Linked DNA regions of Homo sapiens: region 1 is linked to region 2. A link is a contact called in ENCODE Hi-C data. All regions are on one chromosome and are shown on one strand. Each heading gives the region's core, a stretch centred on a gene start or an enhancer-like site at or near the end of the contact. The rest is flanking DNA. Distances are from core to core; before and after follow the strand shown.

Region 1 (5,427 bases), core at 1,658-4,157, 1.6 Mb before region 2:
CTTTAATTCTTCCAACTTTGACTTTCCTGGGTCAAATTTTATATCAATCAATATAGTCTAGAATCTTATTATTTTACACATCTTTTGGTTAAAAAACAATATTTTATCAAGTATACTTTTCGCCACTCTCACTTTTTTAAATTTCATTTTGATTATTCTACCAGCAAGATGCATTGTGAATTAGGTAGACTACTGAGCAGTTTTTGTTTCTTAGATTATCCGTGAGAAAATGCAGTGAATGTGTGAGACCCAGCAAGCCAGGCTGACAAATGGAGAGGAAATGCACAAGAGGTGACATGACTAAGAGAGACATGGAAAGGCGGCAGCGCTCCTGGCACGCTGTCTGCCAAGCACCAACACGGGGCTCCCACTGCCCTCAAGGGCCAAAGCATGATGGGGAGAAAGGCCTCGGGATCTAAATGATGAGATAAATGGGTAGGGTCAACGAAGCAGAGCCAAGGCATCCTGCCATGAGCATGGCATGTCAAGGAAAGGGGGAGAGGTTCACTATTGAGGAATTTGAAGTGCAGGGACGAAGTGGGTGAGGGGCCTTGTATGCTAAACTGAAGAGTTTGGTTGGGCTTTATACAGAGATAAACAAGAGTGGATAATACCTACACATGATTTAGAAAATCAAATTGTACAGAAGGACTTTTTCTTAAAAAAGCAGTTGAACCCAGCCCCATCCCTCACCCCAGCCAGTCCCAATTGCAAAGTAGACAGAATTACTTTTGACTATTTCTGACATTGGATTGTCTACAGATTACCTGTATATATTGAAAATGTGCCTATATGGTTGTTTCTTAATTATTCAGCTTTAGCTGGGTGTGGTGGCTCCTGCCTGTAATCCCAGCACTTTGGGGGACCAAGATGGGAGGATCACCTGAGCCCGGGAGTTCAAGACCAGCCTGGGCAACATAGTGAGATCGTGTCAAAAATTAGCTGGCATGGTGGCACACGCCTGTACCTGTAGTCCCAGCTACTCAGAAGGCTGAAGTGGGAGGACTTGCTTGAGCCAGGGAGGTTGAGTTTGCAGTGAGCTATGTTTGTGCCACTGCACTCCAGCCTGGGCGACAGAGTGAGACCTTGTCTCAAAAAATAAAAATATTCAGTTTTAGGTGTTATGTACAAACTTCTTGCTGTGAAATATGGGGATTTAGTTCTCAATGGATGACAGACTAACTAGTACTAGACTTGCCCTTCTGTCAAAAACAATCATAAAATCAAACAAGATACATGAGATGATGTTTTCAAGCACTGAATGGCAGGTAGTGCAGGGCCCCGTGATTTTTGAGAGAAGAGAAACATACAAGGTAAGTCACATGATCAGCCTGGCTTTCTGTCTAGGGAGGTTTTCTTTCCTTGAGCTCTTGAGGTAGAGCTCAAGCTGAACTGAGGTGGCAGAAGTGAAGTTCTGGGCTGCTGAAGCAGCTGGGATGTGTGGGGCAGGGAAAGAAGGAAGAGGGAACTGCACATGGTGTACGTGTTTTAGGGGATGGGGGGAGAAATCTGGATAAGTATTCTTGATCCAGGGTTAAAGTATATATGTACTGGGTGAGACCATTGCTTAGCAAAGATCACCAGTCGCAGAGCTGAGAGCGGACAGTAATTCTAGAGATGATGCAATATTGGAGACTCTAGAGTTCCAGGCAGAGTGGAGAAACCTCACTGAGCACTTCAGGCTTTCAGTGGTGATACAAGAAAGACCACACTTTAAAAGCAGGGAACACATTCTAGGGTTAAGAGGCGTGCCCTAAGACTAAGTTCAAAACAGAAATAGACCTGCCCTAACAAAGAATAAAACCAAGCCTAACAGGACCAAAAAGATGTGCTAGTAGTTTAACTGTCTGCTAGAACAAAGCTCACCACCATTTAAAGGAAGACAAGAAAATCCAGGCTCCCTACAAAGTATCATCCACCAAAGTCTAGCACACGATAAAAAATTACTGAACAGGCCGGGCGCGGTGGCCCACACCTGTCATCTCAGTACTTTGGGAGCCGAGGTGGGCAGATCACAAGGTCAAGAGATCGAGACCATCCTGGCCAACATGGTGAAACCCTGTGTCTACTAAAAATACAAAAATTAGCTGGGCATGGTAGTGCGTGCCTGTAGTCCCAGCTACTCGGGAGGCTGAGGTAGGAGAATCAATTGAACCTGGGAGGTGGAGGTTGCAGTGAGCCAAGATCGTGCCACTGAACTCCAGCCTAGTGACACTGCAAGACTCTGTCTCAAAAAAAAAAAAAAAAAATTACTAGACATGTGAAGAAATAGAAAAATGCCACCCATAGTTAAGATGAAAAGTGGTAAATCGTTTCCAATTAAGATTTTTTTTTAAGGGAAAAAGGCATTAGTTGTATCTTTTAGAAGGAACACTCGGGTATTGAAAGGCCCAAGGACCACTCCAGAAAGACTGACCTAGGAAGAGACATTGAGTTGTTAGAAGAATCTCCTCACAGCTCTATAGGAAGGTGATGAGGATATAGACTAAAGTTCTGCAGATCTGTAAGTTTTGTGGTTATATTAAAATCACAAAATATCATCCTCTATTTGTGTGTGAAAAAAAAATCACAAAATGTCAGGACAAAAAAAAAAATCCCTTAGGTAGCATTCTATCTACCTTCTCTTATTACATCTGAGAGAACTGGGACTCAGAAAGGGTGATTTTTCCTAAGATCCCACAGACATTTAAGGTGCACTGGGATTAGAATCAAAGCCTCATAACTTTCCGTACTCACATGGCCTTCCTGTGACTACCTTGTACTAAAAAATAGTCTCCAAGATGACTAATTATCTGCATGCTTTCAGGGGGAGGTCCCCAACCATAGCTTCTGAGAAAAACATCAAGGTGTCACTTCTTCTTTCTTCAACCACGTAGAATGGGAGGTTTCCTGTAAGCCACCAGATAGTGACAAAACAGTGCAAAAGTCGTCACAAACCAGACGCTTGATGACTACTCACATAAATAGTTGATATTTAAGGCTTCTGACACTGGATTTCTAGAAATGTGTGTGCTTTAAATTCATATTTAAATTTGTTTAGTTGTCGCCCAGAAGCAACATGATGAGGTCATGACTGCGGCTTTGATCCACGGTAGTGCCCAGATAATATAATCAGAGGAAAAAGAAAATACATTCCATGTTGTATTAGTCCTTTCTTGCATTGCTATAAAGGAATAGCCAAGACTGGGTAATTTATAAACAAAAGAGGTTTAATCGGCTCATGGTTCTGCAGGCTGTACAAGAATGGCACCAACATCTGCTAAGCTTCTGGTGAGAACCTCAGGAAGCTTATAATCATAGCAGAAAGTAAAGCAGGAGCAGGCATTTTGCATGGTAAGAAAGGGGACAAGAGAACAAGAGTGGGGAGGTCCCAGACTTTTAAATAACCAGATCTCTTGTGTACTAACTGGGGGAGAAATCACTTATTACCAAGGGGAAGGTGCTAAACCATTCATGAGGGATCCACCCATGATCCAGTCACCTCCCACTAGGCCCCACCTCCAACACTGGGAATAACATTTCAACATGAGACTCAGAGGGAACAAATATTCAAACCATATCATTCCACCTCCAGCCCCCCGCAAATCTCACATCCTTCTCACATTTCAAAACACAATCGTGCCTTTGCAATAGTCGCCCAAAGTTTTAACTTGTTCCAGTATTAACTCACAAGTCTCAAGTCCGAAGTCCAAAGTCTTACCTATGATGATGAGTTCCTTCCACCTACAAGCTGTGAGATCAAAAACAAATGATTTATACTCTCAATATACAGGAGTGGTACAGGTATTAGGTAAACGTTCTCATTCCCAAAGGAAGAGATTGGCCAAAAGAAAGGGGTAATAGGCTCCATGCAAGTCTGAAACCCAGCAGGGAAGGCATTAAATCTTTAAGCTCCAACACAATCCTTGATTCCATATCCTGCATCCTGGTGTGAGAGGTGGGCTCCCAAGGTGTACCCTGCCACTGTGTTTTGCAAGGTACAACCCATGGTGGCTGCTGTCACAGGTTGGAGTTGAGTACTTGCAGCTCTTCCAGGAAGAAGTTACAAGCTGCTGGTGAATCTACCATTCTTGTATCTGGAGGGCAGTGGGCCCCTTCCCACATCTCCATTAGGCAGTGCCCTGGTGGGGAGTCTTTGTGGGAGCTCTAACCCCACATTACTCCTCCACATTGCCCTAGTAGAGTTACTCTGTGGGGCCTCGGCCCGTGTGGTAGGCTTCTGCCTCAACATCTAGGCTTTCTCATACATCATCTGAAATCTAGGGGGAAGCTGCCAAGCCTCCTTCACTCTTGCATTCCAGGCGCCTGCAGATTTAACACCATGTGAAAGCCACCAAGGCTAGCAGTGGCTTGCACGCTTCAAAGTGGCCACCCAAGGAGTGTCTGGGGCACTTTGAGCCAAAGCTGGGGCCAGAGCAGCCAGGATGCAGGAAGCAGGGTCCTGAGGCTGCACAGGGCAATGGGGCCCTGGGTCTGGCCCAGAAACCATTCTTCCCCTCCTAGGCCTCTGAGCCTATGATGGGAGGGCTGCCTCAGAGATTTCTGAAATGCCTTCAGGGCATTTTCCCAATGTCTTGGAAATTAGCACTTTGCTTCCTTTTGGTCATGCTAATATTTCTAGCAAGTGGTTGTTCCACAGCCTGCTTGGATTCCTCTCCTGAAAAGGCTTTTTATTTCTCTGCCACATAGCTAAGCTGCAAATTTTCCAAACTTTTATGCTCTGGTTCCTTTTTAAATATAGGTTCCAACTTTAAGCATTTTGTTGCTCCCGCATCTGATCACAGGTTGTTAGAAGCAGCCAGGCTACTCTCAAATGCTTTGCTGCTTAGAAATTTCTTCTGCAAGACACCCTATATCATATCATCACTCTTAATACCAAATTTCCACAGATCCCTTGGGCATGAATACAATGCAGCCAAGTTCTTTGTCAGGGCATAACATGGGTGACCTTTAATTCAGTTCCCAACAATTCCTCATTTCCATCGGAGACATTCTCAGCCTGGCTTTCACTGTCCATTTTTCTATCAGCATTTTGGTCACCACAACTTAACAAGTCTCTAAAAAGTTCTACACTTTCCTTCATTTTCCCATCTTCTTCTGGGCCTTCCAAACTCTTCCAACCTCTGCCTGTTACCCAGTTCCAAAGTTGCTTCTGCATTTTCCAGTCTCTTAATAACAGCTCTACTCCTCTGTACCAATTTTCTGTATTAGGTTGTTCTTGCATTGCTATAAAGAAATACCTGAGACTGGGTAATTTATAAACAAAAGCTCATTGTTCTGCAGGCTGTAGAAGCATGTCACCAACACCTGCTTAGCTTCTGGTGAGGCCTCAAGAAGCTTACAATCATGGCAGAAGGTGAATCAGGAGCAGGCACATCACATGGCAAGAGCAGGAGCAAGAGAGTGAAGGGGAAGGTCCCAGATTTT
Region 2 (5,251 bases), core at 562-3,061:
AAGGCTTAAACTAGGTAATATTTAAGTTTCCTTCAAGTTCTAACATTTGACATGACCATCTAGACCATCTAGAAGAAATTAAGTTCTTAACTGATGTGTACTAAAAATATAATAATATTTAAAAACCTAGTACTTTCACAGTCTTTAAAAAGCTTTGTTTTAATTTCATTAGCTCTTTTTCCATTACCCCATGAAGCTCCTATTATTATTCCCATTTTACAGAGAAGAAGGCCAAGGCTCAGGCAGGTTAAGTGACTCACAACCACACGAGTGTCAGTGGCAGAGCTGGAGTTCCCCCTCATTCCCCAGATTCCTACTCTCCATTCTATATTCTATACTCAGCATGTCTCTGGGTACCAGACCCTCAAAGAGAAGTAAGGCTGATATATGTTAAGCCCCCAAACATTGTTATAGGTGACAGTCTGTTTTCTGAGGAGCATTTTATGTGTCTTTAGAAAGAGCCTGAGATCCTTTCTGGACGAAGGTTTGTTTGGAAGTAGTGTGAATGGGGAGGGGGTTCATGGGAGAGACCGGGTCTGTCCTTACCTTATTCAGTAGGCAATCTTCTAAGTCTCCCACAGTAAGGTATTTCATGGCTTCTTGGTCAGTCCTCAGTAGAACAGCAACTTCCTGGTTTTTTTTTTTTTCTCAATGGAGTGCAACACTTGTGAGTAGATAGCACTCCCAGTAATGTGAGTCTCTGGGTACTAAGTTTTTCTGGAAGTGTGTAATGGACCAGAGACTTGCCTTCCGAACCCTTCACTCATGTTTTTATTTCCAAATTGTGAAAATCCATCTGTCATCTTTTGGGAAATTAAAAAAAAAAGAATTTAAAAAGAAGAGTTGATAAAATTGAATTTGAGTCCAACCTAATCATACCTTAGTTAGCTACATTGACTGGTGCTTTCACCAGAGAGCAATTTTCCAAATTGTATTTCCCACCCAAGTACTTAAAAGTTCCATCCAAGTCAGAAATACCCTGTAGTTGGCTTCTCCCCACCTTTTATGCTCCTGTCCCAACACTAGATGCACCGTGGAACTCAGTATCTTATATCTCCTGGTCCTTATCCTGTTGACAGTAAACACCCCTTGCTCTCCAAGCCAGAAAATCCCACGGATTGATTTACCTTCTTTACAATAAACAAATAGGAAACTGCCCAACAACCAGCCTGACACCCATCATTATGCCCGCAAACAAGTGATCAGGTCTTGTCAGCCAGCGCAGAGCACAACGGTTGGCATTTAGAAAAGCATGCACACACGTACACACAGGCACACACATATACACAGGCACACACGTACACACAGGCACACACATATACACAGGCACACACACGTACACAGAGTGCACACGGGCACACACCCACAGGAATGGCTGGTCAGGAATCCTTCTGCTCACCTGCTGACCTTTAAACGTAATTTCCCTCTTCCAACTTGAAAGCTGGCAGTAAAAATAAAGTCAGTGTAAACAGGTCCCTTTAGAGTCGAGGGAACACTCACGTCTGGTTTTGCCAGCAAAACTTATGTTGGAAAACAGCTCAGGCAGTAAATTCCCAGTTGGGCTGGCTGGGGCTAGTTTTACTACAGAAAAAAAAAAAAAATTTCACAATGGTCTGATCTCCTTGAAGCTGGTAAACATCACGGAGTCTGCTATCAGATAATCTAAAGAAATTACAGCCCTTCTGGGAGCACTACTTACTTTTAAACAATGTTCCAAAGGCAAGTGTTTCCAAGCCCACCTGTAAGTGCTGCCCACAAAGGCCACTGCACTATTTGGGGCCTCAGCGTTTGCATATCTTCCCATACTCTGCCCCAAGCAAAAGCCGCATCAGAGCTCCCTAGCTGCTCTGTGCCCCACCCACGTCATTACCTCCAGCTTTCAGTCCAACTTCTACAGAACTCCTGCCAATGCACAGCCTGATATAAATATTGTAAAGCTACATCCTCTCCAATGACCCTCTGATAGCACCCCTCAAAACAGCCTTGATTTTCCATTTGTTTCTATATGTAATTCTAAATCTCCTTCTTTTGATATCAAGTGCTCCCAAATTTTTCAGAATCTTATTCCCTGGGCTTTTCTTATCATAGTAGTGCCAAACTATTTGTTTTTCACAGACAGCAAGAGCCTCTTTCTCTGAACTTGCAATTTAGAATTCTCTCTCCACCTCATTTTCAACATTACGAAAGTCCCACTGTTTCTCTCATGTGCTCATTTTTGTTGTTACTTCTGCTTTCACTGTAATCATTAACTTGTGAGTCCCTTTCCTCCGGTGGGGTCTTTCCTAATGTTCGAGGGTTACCCCAGACACCTGTCATCAGATGCACAAACTTTCATTATTTTTGCACCTGTGGCTGCCCTATCTTGATTGCTCCAGTACCGCAGCTGATCAAAATGTTATAACTGGAATATTCTCTTGCCCTACGATCCAGCGACAATTGCCGGCTGTGAGCAGGGAAAGCAACCAACAGGGCCAACTGAGCAATCAGGAAACGAAGAAATAATCATGTGCTCAGGGAAGCTACACAGTCCGATTTTACCAGGATGTCATATCCAGGGAATAGGTGTGTTGTGGGGGCACAACCCAATTCCCTACTCCATGATTTAGCTCCTTATGGGCAAATGCTCTGAAATACAGGGCAGTCCCACAAATAGACTCTCTGACAGCTCCTGTCTGACAGTTTGATGAAGACAAGCTTTTTTTAGATGTAGATATCTGGGTAATTGGATATAGGATTCGCAAAAGGATTGAATTACAGTAAGCCTAAGGCACTTGTATGCTAGGCCACTGAGGAAATTCAAAGTTAGCTCAGGTTCTCTTCCTTCCTCAGAAAATAAATATTCTCCTTTCTCATGACTCACACCAAATGCAAGTACGGAAATGTAAACCTGCTTTGGCTCAGTTTCCATTGTGAAGACTAAGAACTTATTACAAGTCAGGTTAACAAGGCATGCAAAACCCTACGCTGCCAATCTGAGAAGTCCCGGGGAGATAATGCTAGCCCTGGTTTACCAGCAGAAGTGTTTGTTACTGATTTACTTAGTGTCTGAGATTTTAATTCCAAGAAGGAGGAAGGTTAGCTTGATCAAAATCAACCTTAAATATACAAATTTGTTAAAGTTTGCAGGATTACAAACTCTGACTTTTTTTTTTTTTTTGAGACGGAGTCTCGCTCTGTCGCCCAGGCTGGAGTGCAGTGGCGCAATCTCGGCTCACTGCAAGCTCCGCCTCCCAGGTTCATGCCATTCTCCTGCCTCAGCCTCGCCAGTAGCTAGGACTACAGGCGCCCGCCACCACGCCTTGCCAATTTTTTTGTATTTTCAGTAGAGACGGGATTTCACCATATTAGCCAGGAACAAACTCTGACTTTTTAAAAGATTTCCTGTAATCCCAAGATGACTCAGACTGAATCTGACAATGCAGAATACCAGGCAGAGATAATCGTCTGTGATGTGCTGAAGTCCACAGTAGTGAACAACCCGAGGCAGGGGCCAGTCTGTTCTGTATCTCCAGAGAAGCCTCAGTACCTAACGCACAACTGGCCCTCAATAAACATTACTGAATGCTTATTTGTTTGCATTAAACATTATGCAAAATGACATTATTTATTAGAATGTCACATTATAAAGTGACATTCTAGTAAATAAAATATATTTTAAGATGTGTAAAATCACCTTACAAATTATAAATTTAATTATATACATGCATCTGTGACTGCTTAAATTGCTATCTTCTTTTATAGAAAGGCCTGATATAAAAAAAAATTTAGCATAGTACTTGGCACATGATAAGACCTCAATAAATATTTGTGTTTATACTCCATTTCACTCCCTGAGGAAAAAGATCTATTTTTTAAGGCTTGTTTGGTTTTTTGTTTTTAAATTTTTATTTCAATAGCTTTTTACGTACAAGTGGTTTCTGGTTATGTGGATGAATTGTATAGTACTAAAGTCTGAGATTTTGGTGCATTCATCACCCACATAGTGTACATTGTACCCAATATGTAGTTTTTTATTCCTTAGTCCCCTCCCACGTCCCCCTTCTGAGTCTCCAAAGTCCATTATACCACTTTGTATGCCTTTGCATACCCATAGCTTAGCTCCCAGCTATAAGTGAGAAGATAAGGTATTTGGTTTTTCCATTCCTGAGTAACTTCACTTAAAATAGTGGCCTCCAGCTCCATCTAAATTGCTGCAAAAGACATAATTTTATTATTTTTATGGCTGAGTAGTATTCCATGGTGTATATGTACCACATTTTCTTCATCCACTCATTGATCGATGGACAATTAGGTTGGTTCCATATGAAAGATCCTTCTTTTAATGTATGTGAGTAATTCTCCTGGTCTTACCTGGTGGGTAGGATTGTTCACTGGGTTGGTCTTCACAGTTCCATCAAAAAGCTGGTCTTCTTTCCTTTCACACCTGACATGGTAACTGAGATAGTTTGAATTTGATCTTTGGTCTGGGTTCAGAGGTAGGGAATCCCAAACACAAATGCCTACATAGGCCAGGTGGTTAATAAAATAAATCAGGATAGAGTAGAACAATGGAAAGCGATAGGGGTCTGCGGTGGATGCAAGAGTATATATCCTATCTGGGATATTCTAACTTGTTTGGGTTATTTGTTTATTTAATTTATCTTTTTTAAGCAACACTGTACTACACACAAGATTCACCCCTGCACTCTGCACTCCTGCAATACTAAAATAGTTACAGTTCCCTGCAAGACCCCCTCCCTCACCATCTTCTCTGGACCCTTGCACCGACAATGCTCACTGCTTGGACTCTCCCCTTACCTTCCACCCCTTCACTGGGCTTCTATTTGTTCTCCAAGATTTGTCTTAGCTGCTACCTGCTCCAGGGCCTTCTCTGATTCTCAAGACTGGGTGGGGGACTCTACACGATGCTTCTAGGCCACCCAGTGCTAAACTCCTACTTTAGCTCTTATCATACTGCATTTTGTTACTTTGCTTGTATCTAGCTCCTGTGGTACCAAAAGCTCCTTAAAGGAAAAGATTTACCTTGTTGGAAACAGTATTTGACATATAGTAGCTGCTTAATAAATGAATGAATGCATGCATGAATTAATGACTAAATGACGGTGGCCCCTTTTCTTATTCTACAATGTAATCCCATTCTATCTCCCATCTGCAGGCATAAGATAAAGTGAGAAAAGTAAAGTTAAATAATGAGTAAGCTCCCATTAGTTCATTTAGGAACACAACAAAAGTAGAAAAGGAATAAGGAAAT

Evidence for each region. Hi-C counts contacts between places; a loop is a spot of excess contacts on that map. Pooled maps may share reads with other maps.
Region 1: a loop to region 2 is called in a map with no recorded cell type, with 8 times the contacts of the local background. The contact joins the enhancer-like site here to the promoter of MAB21L3 in region 2. A Hi-C loop is called at or near these places in 3 of 37 single-sample maps with no recorded cell type and 5 of 50 pooled maps.

What each region holds. Positions count from the first base shown.
Region 1 is chr1:117,661,976-117,667,402 of GRCh38, reverse strand. No RefSeq gene overlaps it. Among named protein-coding and RNA genes, the nearest start is that of TENT5C, 59 kb to the right of the region's middle. RefSeq lists enhancers at 2,656-2,725, 2,916-3,155. Within about 2 kb of position 2,907, at least 6 of the 41 ENCODE cell types and tissues checked have a DNase peak (open chromatin) inside an H3K27ac peak, as active enhancers do.
Region 2 is chr1:116,107,959-116,113,209 of GRCh38, reverse strand. It overlaps MAB21L3 (mab-21 like 3), which reads right to left and starts at 1,811. Exons shown (of 8, transcript NM_152367.3): 1 at 1,700-1,811; 2 at 1,400-1,581; 3 at 547-803. The coding sequence starts at 594.